Linked DNA regions of Homo sapiens: all the other regions are linked to region 1. The links are chromatin contacts, found by Hi-C or POLR2A ChIA-PET in ENCODE. All regions are on one chromosome and are shown on one strand. Each heading gives the region's core, a stretch centred on a gene start or an enhancer-like site at or near the end of the contact. The rest is flanking DNA. Distances are from core to core; before and after follow the strand shown. Region 1 overlaps JAZF1 (JAZF zinc finger 1). Region 2 overlaps LOC105375211 (a long non-coding RNA gene). Region 3 overlaps JAZF1 (JAZF zinc finger 1).

The links. Hi-C counts contacts between places; a loop is a spot of excess contacts on that map. ChIA-PET counts read pairs that join two places held with the same protein, here RNA polymerase II (POLR2A). Pooled maps may share reads with other maps.
Region 2: a pooled map shows a loop between it and region 1 (2.0-fold over the local background). The contact joins two enhancer-like sites. A Hi-C loop is called at or near these places in 1 of 168 maps with a recorded cell type or tissue (GM12878), 2 of 37 single-sample maps with no recorded cell type and 3 of 50 pooled maps. POLR2A ChIA-PET finds 5 or more read pairs at or near these places in 1 of 52 experiments (OCI-LY7).
Region 3: a loop to region 1 is called in a pooled map, with 7 times the contacts of the local background. The contact joins two enhancer-like sites. A Hi-C loop is called at or near these places in 4 of 37 single-sample maps with no recorded cell type and 11 of 50 pooled maps.

What each region holds. Positions count from the first base shown.
Region 1 is chr7:27,898,485-27,903,286 of GRCh38, reverse strand. All of the region lies in intron 2 of JAZF1 (JAZF zinc finger 1), which reads left to right. Among named protein-coding and RNA genes, the nearest start is that of TAX1BP1-AS1, 160 kb to the right of the region's middle. Within about 2 kb of position 2,151, at least 9 of the 41 ENCODE cell types and tissues checked have a DNase peak (open chromatin) inside an H3K27ac peak, as active enhancers do; they include OCI-LY7, where a contact is called at or near this core.
Region 2 is chr7:27,695,819-27,700,620 of GRCh38, reverse strand. All of the region lies in intron 2 of LOC105375211 (a long non-coding RNA gene), which reads right to left. Among named protein-coding and RNA genes, the nearest start is that of HIBADH, 35 kb to the right of the region's middle. Within about 2 kb of position 2,585, at least 11 of the 41 ENCODE cell types and tissues checked have a DNase peak (open chromatin) inside an H3K27ac peak, as active enhancers do; they include OCI-LY7, where a contact is called at or near this core.
Region 3 is chr7:28,038,806-28,043,607 of GRCh38, reverse strand. The region is part of intron 1 of JAZF1 (JAZF zinc finger 1); the gene reads left to right. All of the region lies in intron 2 of LOC105375208 (a long non-coding RNA gene), which reads right to left. Among named protein-coding and RNA genes, the nearest start is that of JAZF1-AS1, 140 kb to the left of the region's middle. Within about 2 kb of position 1,952, at least 4 of the 41 ENCODE cell types and tissues checked have a DNase peak (open chromatin) inside an H3K27ac peak, as active enhancers do.

The DNA of each region.
Region 1 (4,802 bases), core at 902-3,401:
TAGTGAGCCATGATCATGCTACTGCATTCCAGCCTGGGCGACAGAGTGAGCCAAAAAATAAATAAAAATAACATTAATGCCTGCAGAATCAGTAAAGGTGGCTCTTTGCTTTCAGAATCAGCAAAACTCATGATGGCAGTATTTAAAATCCTAATATTCCGTGCCCCAAAGTAACCAAATGCTAGTGTAGATGGCAGAAGGTGAAAGGTTTGCGAGTTAAGATTTCCAGTACAAGTGTTAGTCACTTCTTTTTTTTTTTTTTTTTTTTTTTAAGACGGAGTCTCGCTCTGTCGCCCAGGCTGGAGTGCAGTGGCGCGATCTCGGCTCACTGCAGGCTCCGCCTCCCAGGTTCACGCCATTCTCCTGCCTCAGCCTCCTGAGTAGCTGGGACTACAGGCACATGCTGCCATGCCTGGCTAATTTTTTGTATTTTTAGTAGAGATGGGGTTTCACTGTGTTAGCCAAGATGGTCTCGATCTCCTGACCTTGTGATCTGCCCATCTCGGCCTCCCAAAGTGCTGGGATTACAGGCGTGAGCCACCGTGCCCAGCATGTTAATCACTTCTTTTATGAACCAGGAACCTGACATTTGTTAAGCACGAAGTGTCAGGCCCTGTTCTAAGTGCTTTATGAATATTAACTTACTTAATCCTCACCACAACCCTTGGTCGGACCTGTCATTGTCACCATTTATAGATGAGAAAATGGCAGCACCGAAAGGCTAGGTAGGTAACTTGCCCAATGTCATCACACAGCTAGCAGGGCATGGATCAGGGATTTGAATCTAGACAGTCTACCTCCAAAGCCCACCCTCTTAACTGCTACACTAATATATTCAGACTCCAGACCATGACCTCCCAGGGGGTCAAGAAGTCAATGTGGTGGTCATGACCATCATATTTTGTTAAAATGAAATAGAACAGGAAAATGACAGAGTATATCACATGTAGTAAAGATTGTTTTGTGAAATTTCTGTTTCAGATATTTATATTAAAATGTCTTGTCCTTGAGTCCAGAAATGTTTCATTATTCATAATTTTTTAGATTTCATAAAGATAATATAGTAGAAATACTTCATATTACATAATACCCCCATTAGGGTCTGGGGCAGCCCCATATAATCACGTACATTAATATTTATACAGTGAAACACATGAATATTTTCAGTAAATACAATAAAATCTGTAAGTAGCCTTTCACCCAGTCAGGTTAGTTTGCCTTCCAATGATGTTTTAGTGCCAAACTTTATTTTTAAAAAATTTCAGGTTTCAGAGCTTTGGAGATCTCAAAATTGCAGGTTGCAGGCCTATTTATACATGTGAGCGCACCAGGTCGCACCGTGAGATACGTTTCTTATAATGGGTTGAAGTCAAAACAAAGTTTGAAAAATACTGCACAGTGCTATTGCTGGAATCATTCACTGTTAGAACTGGGAAGGACCCTAGCAGTGATGTATTCCATATATCCATAAAACCAAATCTCAATTTTAACAGGTAGAAAAACTAGGACCACAAAAGTGAATACAGTGACTCCCGGAGGCCACCAGTTTCTTTGCCCCAGAACAAGCCTCCTGGCGACATGCAGTGCAGGCCTCTGGACCATGTGTCCTCTCCAGAGTCTCATAATCACAGCCACATCACACCACACATCTTGGAGTTTTCAGTTTTTTCTGAGACTGCAGTTTCAAGTGGTCACTTCAGTTTCTGAGTTCTCTGATCCAGTGAAAGCCAAGTGATTTTTTTCCCCAGCAGGTCACTTAGACTCAGGTGTTTTGGCCATGGAGTGAGGTGGCAATGGAGTCTCTGCCCAGGTTCCAGCAAATAGTGTACATTTCCTGAGTTTGTGGTTGAAACTAGTCTCCCTGGACCAGCAGTTGACATTTTCCCCCTGTGGAGTTATATTCATGTTTCCACGTTGAGCATGTCAGACTGAATGAACATTGTGGTCTGAGGATTTAAAAGATTTATAATGGAGTCTTGAAAATTTACTTAAGGAATATGTACTTCCCCTAGCAATAACAAATATTGCTACAAATGACCATATTAAATTAAAGTAACTTAGACATTTCTGATTTGTAGGGAAGTTGAAATTAATCTTACAGCAGTTTCAGTTTCAAAATGAAAACACTGCTTTGCCTGACCGCAGATTTTCAGGCTGTTAGTCAACAGTGAGTGAAAGAGTCTCAAGTGACTTTTTTTCTTTAAGAAATATTCAGTGTTCTCTACGTGTAGAAAAATGTTAGAAGGAAAAACCCTAAAATATCAACCATAGTTTTATCTGGGTAATACGTCTCTTAGAAAAAAAAAAAAAAAGTTTTTACACAGGAAACATCAAAAATTCTTTTCATAAGCTGAATGGTAGGTACACGGATTTCTATTTTATTAAAATCTTTATGTGTGGAAATGTATATATTGATTTGCATATATATTCCATAATTTTAAAAAATACCTTTATTTCATTTCTTTTCCTAACCTGTGTGTTGGTCAATTAAAAAACTTTTTAAACATAAGTCACAAATCCATAAAAAATGTTCTGTAAATGTTCTTTACTGAGATATATTACTTTTTACAATTTTAAAAAAGAAGACTTTCTTATTCATTCTTCGTTCCTTCCCTGATTAATTCCTTTAGTGAGTAGGCAAGAAGCCCGGTTCAAATGCTTTTTTTTCCCCACATTAAAAAATAATAATCACTAGAAGGTGTACTGGCAAATGTTGAACTGACTTGGGGAGGAAAAAAGTCTCAATTTGTGTTATTGCCAGTTTCTGTGGTGTAAATACTCCTGCCATAGCCAATTTCAAGCTACCCACATGTTACTGAACACAGAGTAGGTTACTTTGCATTATACAGAATATAGTTATAAATAATTCTACCAAATAGATAAAATGTTAATGTAAATAACAAGAATATAGATAATATTAAAATTCAATAAAATAAGTGATGAGCCTTGAGTTAAATATCCTTGTTTTTAACAAAGCACTTGATTTAATTATTTACGTCATTTAGTTTTTAATAACGGCTGTGTTTAACAACAGACTCACCAAATCCCTGAAAATTTAAGTCAGCTTTCACAACCCAGTATGAGCCAGCTCCAGCACACGGCGGCTGCCAGATCAGAGCAGTGTCACCATTGCAAAGCAGAGAGAATTCTGGGAGGTGGGCACAGCCAGCCTTTCCCAGATCGTAGCCCAGTGGGGCTACAATTCCAGAGACCTCCCCTGCCACAACCGGGGAGCCCAGTGGTCCCACACAGCAGGATGGACTGACATTGAGAGGATGAGCCTTTTGTTCTCCCAGCTGCCCACTGCCCCCATGTAAACCGCCAGAGGAGTTCTCACTGCATTTCCCCAGTCCCCATGCTCCAGCTCCCTGAACACTTTCAACTGTGAAAACCATGACAGCATCCCCAGGCTTGACTGGGCCCTGATGCCAGCTCTGCCACTATCCTAAATGACCTCAAACAGGTCACACCACCTCAGTTCACAGTTACTGTAACAAATGAGGGGGCTGGACCTGATGATCTGACTTAACCAAGGTTCCTTCCTGCTCTAAAACCCAAGTGAGTCAGGCGCAGTGGCTCACACCTATAATCCTAACACTTTGGGTGGGAGGATTGCTTGAGCCCAGGAGTTTGAAACCAGCCTGGGCAACATAGAGAGACCCCATCTCTACAAAAAATCCAAAAATTACCTGGGCATGGGGGGGCGTGCCTGTAGTCTCAGCTACTTGGGAGGCTGAGGCAAGAAGATTGCTTGAGCCCAGGAGGTTGGTGCTTCGGTGCACTGTAATCACACCACTGCACACCAGCCTGGGTGACAGCGAGACCCTGTCTCCAAAAAAATATCCACATCAGCCGTGATTACTGAGGGCTTCAGAAAGATCACCAGTGGTGTCCAGACTCATTGAGGAAAGCTTAGGCCACTGAGTCACATGACTTGCTTAACCTGAACTCAGCCTTGGCAACACGGTTAATCTTTCCAGACCTGATATTTGGTGAAACAGGGAACATAGTCCTCATTTGTTGGCCAGAATCACAGCCTTTGCTGTGCCTCCTTGGCTTCTCTAGACACTTTTGTCTCCCCAAATGGCTCCTTGCCACTAGGAATCTGCCCACCTTTTGACAGACAGCTGTGCTGATGGAACATTGCTCAAAAACTTGAGAATTTACTTACTAAATTAAGTCTCAGAAAATGGGTTAAGTCATGGTTAATGAAGGGAGGAGGAAGAGGAGCAGCATGCTAGTGCAGGGGAGACACGGGCCCTTTTTAACCAGGGTTCCCACAGCGTTTGTGTGGCATTCCTGTGTGTGTTTGTGGGGGCGGGTGGTGTGGGTGTGTGTGTGTATGGTTGTCACTAGAACAAATTGTGCAGCTGTGTACCTTGGTATGTCAAGGTTACCATGATTTATAGGTTGTATGTCCAAGTTCACAACACCAAGAGAGGAGGGAGAACTGCAGGAGGAAGTCTTAGCGACAGGGCTTTAAGAATGTGTTTCATGTTTAATGCTTTTAACATGGGTGCCTTGTTCTTGCTTCTAGAAAGCACTATAGAAGATATAACCCCAATCCAGATTGCTGTCTGTAGCTGGCCAAACCCATGTGAGGGTGAAGGTGGGGTTTGTGTGTGTGAATGTTGTTATGGTTGTTTATAGTTGTTGTGTTATATCTGAGCTGTAGGAGAGTATTTTACAACAAGAGGTATGAGTTCTGTAATCCCAGCACTTGGGAGGCCGAGGCAGGTGCAGCACTTGAGGTCAGTAGTTCAAGACCAGCCTGGCCAATGTGGTGAAACCTTGTCTCTACT
Region 2 (4,802 bases), core at 1,336-3,835, 200 kb after region 1:
TTATTTAGCACTTACGGATATTTTGAAATCTCTAATGAGTTTCTTTTTATAGACATTTTTACGTTTTACTCTAATTTTTTAAAGGTGTTCAGGTAGTTTAATTTTATACGCTCAGATGTGCATGTACCCAGATATTTATATGTGAAAGATAAAATGTCAGAATATGTAGAACTATACTCTATAAATAATAGTTTACTCATAATGCGCAGATTTTAATGGTTCCATTTTTGAAATAGAATTGTGCCCAAATTCATTCAGAAAAATCTCACATTAGAATCTAAATATGCAGAAATTGTTGTTTAATAAACTACAAGTTCTTGTAATTTAAAAACAAATTTTAAAAACTGGTTTGAATAAGTAAATTCTTTCACAGTTATTTACTTGAAATAAAAATGTTGTGGAGGCTAGTAAAGTCTTTTTTCATTTCACATGGAAATAATTTGATAAGCTTGGCAAAGATGTGAGAAACATAAAAATGAGCTAAGAAAATTCAAGTTATTTCAGCCTTGAGTTACTAACACCAAACAGAGAACTAGTTTTCACCAATTAAAGAGCAGTTTGATTATACGCCATGTAAAATGCTAATGCAGAAATGAACAATAGCTATTTCTCATTTAAATTTAGTCATCTGGAATGCTTCAAGTAGATAACATTAATGCAAGATGATACAATGCATCCAGATATTGGCAGTAGATTGATTTAAGTAGACATAAATGATCTTTAAAAAATCAGCAACCTTCAGAAGCTGCTTACATCACTTTTGCTTTATTTATGTAATGTAGTCACACATTAATTAGCAATACTGTACAAGAATAGAAAATCATAATTTAGGCCAGGCATGGTGGCTTACGCCTGAAATCCCAGCACTTTGGGAGGCCAAGGCAGGCAGATCACTTGAGGTGAGGAGTTTGAGACCAGCCTGGCCAATATGGCGAAACCCCATCTCTACTAAAAATACAAAAAAATTAGCTGGGTGTGGTGGCACGTGCCTGTAGTCCCAGCTTCTAGGGAGGCTGAGGCATGAGAATCGCTTGAACCGGGGAAACAGAGGTTGCAGTGAGCAAAGATTGTGCCAGTGCACTCCAGCTAGGCAACAGAGGGAGACTGTCTCAAAAAAGAAGAAAGGAAAGAAAGAAAGGAAAGAAAGAAAGAGAAAGAAAGAAAATCATAATTTAACATATCTTTATCTTAGCCATCTATTCCTTGACCCACAAGGTCAAGCTTATGTCAGGACTAAATATCAATATAAACATTCAATTGCCCTCCTTTTTAAAAAGAACTCAACTGTTATTGTTGCAAGCTTAATTAAATACAAATTATTTAATTTGATTTAATAAACAGAAAATTATTCCAAAGAAGTGTACTTGGTATTTAGGGATGTGTTTTTTAAAAATTTAGAGCAAGACACAATTGAAAAGTTTGCAAGTAATGTCGATAATGGTGAAAAATCAGATACAACCTGATTTTTGTAAATAAAAATTAAGGTTTGCTTAAATATTTTTTTCACTTGGTATGGCAGGGACTGTTAGTTGCCTACCCATATCCATTCACCTTTATTTCTTAGTAAAAGCCTTATTTCTTGCTGGGTGGCCATGTATCCAGCAAAAAGACTACATTTTCCAGCTGTCCTTAGAGTTAAGTGTAGTCCCATCACTAAGTTCTGGCTAATGAGATGAAAGCAGAGCTGGGCTTCTGCGAAGTCTCCCTCTAGAGAGCTGATTCAGCCCAAAGGGGAGACTTCTTTGCACCCCTTTTGCTGATGTTGAACTTCAACAGTCAGCTTGGACCATGAAGTGACCTTGAGGTTGGAGACCCTCATATGAAGGAGGAAAAAGATAAAGAAGACCAAATCCTGGAAGATTTGGAGTGTGCAGTCATACAAGGACCTCTGCTCAGAAGGGCCTCACATGTGGTTCAATGCTCTATTATTGCTACCTTGAAACTTTTAATAACTGTCATCTTTGATGTTATATTTTTTGGTTTTGTTTTGTTTTTTGAGACTGGATTTCCCTCTATGGCCCAGGCTGCAGTGCAGTCTCACTGCAGCCTCTGCCTCCTGAGCTCAAGTGATCCTCTCTCCTCAGCCTCCAAAGTAGCTGGGACTACAGGCATGTGCGTCCACGTCCGTTTGTTTTGTTTTGTTTTATTTTTATTTTTTTATTTCTTGAAGACACAGGGTTTTGCCACATTGCCCAGGCTGGTCTCAAACACCTGAGCTCAAGTGATCTGCCTGCCTTGGCCTCCCAAAGTGCTGTGATTGCAGGCATGAGTCACCACACCGAGCCTGAGGTTGTGCTTTCTACATAAAGTCTAGTAGAACAAGGAAGCATGTGTGTGAAAAGAGAAGTTACACACAATCAGCACGTCTGCTGTTTCTTGTTGCCCTATTTGCATGTAGTCTCATGAGCTCTGAATTCCGGAGGCCCCACAATGAGTGAGAGTTCAATGAGACTCAGAGTGTACAAGGAAAATGTGTTAGATCTATGACTAATTAATTGGAGTACTGATGGCCCCAAGAGGCCACACTTTCCATCTGAACTAGAACTTGCTATGCAGAAAGAAGGCAGTGGCATTTCTAGGAACATAAACAATCAAGGAATCCTGTTGTGTCATTTCTTACTTATGTTACTTCCCTGTAGTAGTCAACAACTTACCCTGAAAATAATAACATAGAAGGAAAAGGGAAGTTAGACAGCCCATAGTTCCTTTTAATTTCAGTCCTTCCTTACTTATCAGTAAGCCAAAGGTAGAAAGTGTTGGTAGAAGCTGCTTGTATCAAGAAGTGAAATAAAAACAGTTAATTTCATTTTGTGCAACATTTTCATTCTTCTGGTTAAGAACAAAGTACAAATGCACACACATATTATAAAATATGAATTATGTGATTTCGGTGATCTCATGTACACACATTAAATGTTCTTATATTTGCATTTAAAACTAGCATTGCTTAATATAAAGATGAAGGGTAAAATTCATGCTATCAATTTACGTTTTTACGTATTTTTTGTTACTTAGATCAACAATAGGAAATTTTAAAAAAACACCAGGGCAAGTCAAGAGAGAGGTCCCAGTAGAAAAGAAAAATCTTTATATTTCAGTACTCTTTTTTTGTTTGTTTGCAACCTCCGCCTCTCAGGCTCAAGCGATTGTGCTGCCTCAGCCTCCCAAGTAGCTGGGATTACAGGCACCTGCCATCATGCCCAGCTAATTTTTGTATTTTTGTAGAGACGGGCTTTCACCATGTTCGCCAGGCCGGTCTTGAACTCCTGACCTCAGGTGATCTGCCCGCCTAGGCCTCCCAAAGTGCCGGGATTACAGGCATGAGCCACCACGCTCAGCCTATGTTTCAGTACTCTTAATGAAACACTTTTTAAATTTTTGAACAGGGGCCCCCACATTTTCATTTTGCACTGGGCCCCACAATTACAGTCAGCCTTGACGTCAAGGAACCACCACACCATCCCTAAACTGCCTGCTTTTGTGTTTAAATCACCGTTTCATTTTAGTCAAATATAATCCTTGCCCTTACAGTGTGCAGTATAGTCACTACACTGCTGCTAAAGAAAGATGTTTGAGGCCGGGCGCGGTGGCTCACGCCTGTAATCCCAGCACTTTGGGAGGCTGAGGCAGGCGGATCATGAGGTCAGAAGATCGAGATCATCCTGGCTAACACAGTGAAACCCCGTCTCTACTAAAAATACAAAAAATTAGCTGGGTGTGGTGGCGGGCGCCTGTAGTCCCAGCTACTCCGGAGGCTGAGGCAGGAGAATGGCATGAACCCGGGAGGCGGAGCTTACAGTGAGCCGAGATTGCGCCACTGCACTCCAGCCTGGGCGACAGAGCGAGACTCCATCTCAAAAAAAAAAGATATTTGATTTTTTGGAAAACCTTTGTTGGGTTTCAAAAACAGTGGGGTATAGAAAGTATTTTTTTTTAATTTTTGTTTTAAATATACAAACACACACATAGCATACATAGAAAAAAAAAGACCAGAAATAATTACACCAAAATATTAATGTTCATAATATTTATCTCTAAGAGTTGGAATTATTGGTGTTACCTATTTTCTTTGTACTTGTGTGATTTTCTGTTGTTCAGTATTTCTTAAATGAATATTTAATATTTTTATAATTAGATGAAATTTAGAAAATTTACAAATGAATCCTGAATCAGTATGAAATTTACTATTGAATCTAGAAACTATGTTAAACTTAGTCATGTAATTTTTTTTATACTTCCCTTAATTTGGGGATTTTCAAACTATAAAAATAATACAGGCTAGTTGTAACAACTGAGATTATACAAAGTTATATTTTAAAAAAACAATTTTTCCTGGCACATGCCTGTGGTCCCAGCTACTTAAGAGCCTAAGATAGGAGGACTACTTGAGTCTAGGGGTTCCAGTTAGCCTGGACAACACAGCAAGACCCTGTCTCTTTTAAAAAGCCAAAAAACTATTTTATGTATATATTCTGTCTCTGCCATCTAAGGCTCACATGTTAAATGACCAACATGTATCATTTCACAAATTATATAGTATAATCTAGCCTATATAATTTGCTCATCTCACACACACACAGATTGATTTTTGAGTTTGTTTTCTGTGAAATAGAATTATAAATGTGAATCCACAATTTACTATTTTTACTTAATATATCACAAACTTCTCTAAAAGAAAATACATAAATTTATCATGTTTCTTATTTCTCCATGTGTACATAGAGACATATTTCAAATCCCATTTTAAGCTTCTCATTTTGGAACTTGGAGATGTCTTTTGACAAAGATGCTTTGCTTGACCA
Region 3 (4,802 bases), core at 703-3,202, 140 kb before region 1:
ATTCTACGTTCAACTTTGTGAGGATCTGCCAGTTTTCTACAATGGCTGTGTAATAATTTTAGAGCAACGTTTAACTCACAGTGTTTCTGAAAACAAACACCAACTCATGTATCCAGCCCTTGTCTAGGCCAGGAGAGCACAAATATGAATAAAAAGTAGCCCCCAAGAAAATGTTGGGGCCGTAAGGTGGGTGGAACATGACGAGCTTAGGGGAGGGTAGTTCACGCTCTGGCTCTCAGAAGAGGCAACACTTGAGCCGAAAGATGCAGGTGATAGGTCACAGAAAAAAACAGACTCACAACAGTTGGCATTCTTGCAACCAAAGAGCTCATGTTCTTGGAGAAAGAGAGCTAGTGGTCCACCATTAACAAGCAGCCATCTTTTGTATAAGGCCATTGGCTCGCCAGTTTATTGGCTTCCTAGTACTCTACCTTGCCTCCTTATGTCACAGTTCATTGTTACAGACTTAGCTTCACCTGTTAATGTGAATCCTCATTCAGTATTCCCATATACTCCCTAGTGATGCTCAGATCATATGCATCTTTTGCAGCAGTTTCAAATCTGTCTTACATTTTTGCAGGATCATAGTACAGCAGGAGACTGTCAGGTAGGCAAAGCACACGTACTTAGTAGAATACAGTCATATATCACTTAACAATGGGAATACTTTCTGAGAAACTATGTTCTGAGAAATGCATTGTTAGGTGATTTCATCATTACCTGAACATCATAAGAGTGTACTTACAAAAACCTATATGGTAGAGCCTGCTACACACCTAGGCTATATGCTATAGCCTATTGCTTCTAGGCTACAAACCCATATAGTATGTTACTGTACTGAATACTGTAGGTGATTATAACACAATGGTATTTGTGTATCTAAACATAGAAAAGGTACAGTAAAAATACAGCATTACAACCTTATGGGACCACCATCACGTAAGTGTTCCATCATTGACCAAAATGTTGTTCTGCAGTACATGTCTATATGTTATAGTGCATAGGAGACAACCAAGACAACAATGTTTTAAAAACAATCCCTCCTGCCAAGCAGTTGGTTAAAGGACAGTTGTTACTTTGGTTTTTAACATAAATTAATTTGCTTTCTGCTTTGGCTTTAGTCTTCACACCTCCCCAGCCTTAACCCATCCATTCTTCAGCTGCTGCCATTTCCAGTGGTCTTTCTAAAACTTGATCATGTCAGGAACCCAACTCCCCCCAGCTCCCCCTCAGACTCAGAATTCTTCTGTGCTTCTCCATTTCCTTCAGGGCAATTGTCCCACTCTAGCAGGAACTCTAAGGTCTTTCTGAATGGAGCTGGCAGTAGTCTCCCCTTCCCTCCCCACACCCTGCACGGTAATCAGATGGGGCTACTTGTTCCACACATCACACTCCACCTTGCCTCTTTCTGTCACAGTTGGCTCCATCTCTTTGAAATATTGTCACCATCTCTCAGCCCTCTTAACGAACTCCTATTGATCCTTCAAAACCTATCCTGTGTGCTTTCAGCACATTCTTCCTCTTGGTTGTCACTGTTTACTTCTGTGCTTCCCCAAGAGGGCTGCCTCTTTTAGGCACCCAGGGCTTTATTTTCCTTGGGTGACCCCACCATCTGTGACTGTACAGAGAATGTGTTTGAGGGCAGCACTTCATAGGGTGATCTAGATCCTTGGTGCCCAGTTCGGCTTGATCTCCTCCTACAGGAGTAGAAAGGAGCCATTCTTTGAAAGTCAAACAGTTGTGGAAATGACTCCCTGCCAGTTTCTTAGAGAACTTAGTCATGAGTAGCATTTGTGGGTATGAGAAATACTGTTTCTGAGATACTCAAGATGAGTATCTCAGACAGCTGCGTACAGGGGAATTCTCTGAAGATTTATTAATAAAAAGTAAGGTGGCCCTTTCCCAAATGTAGTCAAGGAGACTTGGAATCAAGATTGTTAACTCTGGTATGTATTATAGTCATAACCCATCAATGCAAATCATCTGAAGTATGTAGGTCTTGCCCTTAGGCTGATGAGGCTCAGACACAAACATGTCTTGGAAAGTAAAGAGGCACAAGAAGCGGTGATATCTCACTGGCTTCTGGAAGGCTGTGTCTTGGGAAGTAGATGTGGCCATGGAATTCTGTGCTGCCTCAGAAATTTGCATAGCAAGATGTCTAGTTTCATTTTTCCCATACCTTTTAAAAAATGTCACCTTTTAAAAAATAGCTTATACCAAATTATAAACTATTTATCCATCTAAAGTCAAGCTCAAAGCATCCCAAGCAAGGAGGTATAATCATTTGGGCAATCTGACTTGGAAAGAGGGTGAACTTCCCTCCCTCCACCGTCAGCAATATCAAATCATACACACTCGTGCACTCACACCCATGCAGACATGCACAGAACTGGGCTCAAACACACATTCTCCAGGTAAACAATAGTTATTTGTGTTGTGAACCACCCCTAGAAAGCCTTTTGCTCTTACGTTCTCCAAATACTCTCTCTGATTACACACATTTTAATTTTTAAAAAATTTTGCCACATATATCTAGGGCACCCATTTATATGCATTTCTGAAAGAATTTGTGTCTTTGAGAGCACACTGTGTTATCTATGTAATAGAAATAATCTCTGTGGTTTCTAGATGGGTCTTCTTCCTTTCCTTAATAGAACATTAAGGAACATAGTGTCTGCTATGTTGAATTTGGGGCATATTAAATTAAATATTAGCCGATTAAATGGAATATCTAAAGTGATTCTTGGGATAAAGCTTGTTAGAGAATTGTGGTCTTCTACCTTACGTCGCTGCAGTCACTGGCATCCATCTCTGAATTCCATTCCCAATTCCTCTCTTAACTCTGGGCGATCATGGAATTGCTGTACATTAGTGTTTTATCATACCATTCTTTTAAGTGGGTATCTAAAACTCCATATGTCCAAAATACAACTCTTGATCCCACCAAACACACTTCTACACCCCGACACCCTCATCTGCCGGGTGGCCTAGACTCTATGGCTGCCTTCCTCCTCCTCACACCTGTCTGGCTCATTCCCACCTCCCCACTGTGGCACCGTGTATCCCTCTCTCTGAGATGTTTACCCCCAGACTTTGTGTAGCCAACTGCTGATCATTTAGGACTTGACATAAGTTCTTCCTCTTCACAGAGGCCTTACCAGTCACTCTTGATTACATTACTCTTTAATTTTCTTTATAGTACTCATCTCTCTTCGATATTTTCTTACATATTTGTTGTTTGTTATTTTCCCATCTAGATTGTAAACTGCACAAGAACAGGACCTTGCTTGCCCCACTTGGAGCAGTATCTGCCTGGCACATAGTTGGCACTCAACAGATTCTTAAAGGAGTGGGTGAATGAATGAATAAAAAAATGAAACTGGCTTTAGATTTTTTTTATGTGTTTAAAGGGCTCAAACATTATGTAAAATTGAAGACTTCTGACAGTTTAATTCATTTTTAATAAACGTAAGGTTTTTCTTTCATGTGTAAAGAATACCCTTTAATAATACTTTAGGTTTGCATTATCTGGACTCTCAGCATTTTTTAATGTGTAGGAGTCTTCAGTTTGAGGACTTTCTGAAAGGCTAACTTTAATAACATCAGACCTGCCATTTCCACAGGGCTTAGAATAAATTCCAAAATGCCAGAGAAAATTAAATGCAAAAAAGCTCCAGTTAATTAATGTTTCAGAATAAATTAATGCTTTAGGCCTGACTTTAACTGACAAGTATAGTGAATTTCAAAGTTAAAACTGCCACCCTTTCCCCACGTCTGTATTTTGTGCTGTATTCAGTCATTCCAGTTATTTATATCCTTGGGGCGGGGGGAAGGAGACATATACACGTTGAATTTTAAATTAAAGTAAGAAACACAATTACACTGATTATTCTTAGGGGAAAGGGTTTTAGCATTCCTCATAACTCTCTTTAGTTATGCGATAATTCCAAAATTTTCAGAGTTGAGAATGGGTCCTAAATATCTTTACTTGTCCCCAAGATGCTGTAACATACTGAAAAGAAAGGAAGCTAACATTTATGTGTGTAGTGTGTTCCAGGGACTATCTTAGCTTCATATATCTCAGTAAGTCAGTTATAATATTGGTATTTGCATGGGGCAGGGGAGGCACATTTTCATCTTGTCTGATTAATTTCTTACTTATTCTTGGATCTTAGACCATAGAAAAGAATTGGCAAAAACATGTTACACTTCTTTCTGACTTTTTCTTCTTCCTTGTCTTCCCTCTGTCACTTCCTGAACCTCAGTTTCCCCGGTTGCAAGATAAATACATCTATCTCATAAGACTGAAATAATAAGGGGTGTGTGTGTGTGTTTGTATGCACGTGCGCATGTGCGTGTGTTCCCAATATGGTAGCTAATACCAAAGCATTTTTTAAAACATTAGAATGTTCTTGGAGGAGCCCTGCACCAAGGAGGGCTAAGTAAGTCTCCAAGGTCTCTTTAAACCTTAAGATGCTATGAGCTTACGTTCCATATGCAGAGCAATCATGAATCTTTTTAAATTTAGCATGCTTTGCCTCTAATTTGCCACTCTTTATTAATTTGTTAACACAAATATTTTAGTATGCAGGTCTAATCAATGTGCTAAGCATTAAAGTTGTAGAGATAAAAGATAATACCTGCTTACATTCTGCTTTGTTCCACAAAAGAATTTGAGGTAGAGATAAAAGGAACAGTTCATACCTCATCATGAGCATGGTTTTTTGTACAATACTTTATACCAAGCATGGACAGTGAAGCTGAATATGTACTAAACTACCGATATGTTCAGCAAATCTTTT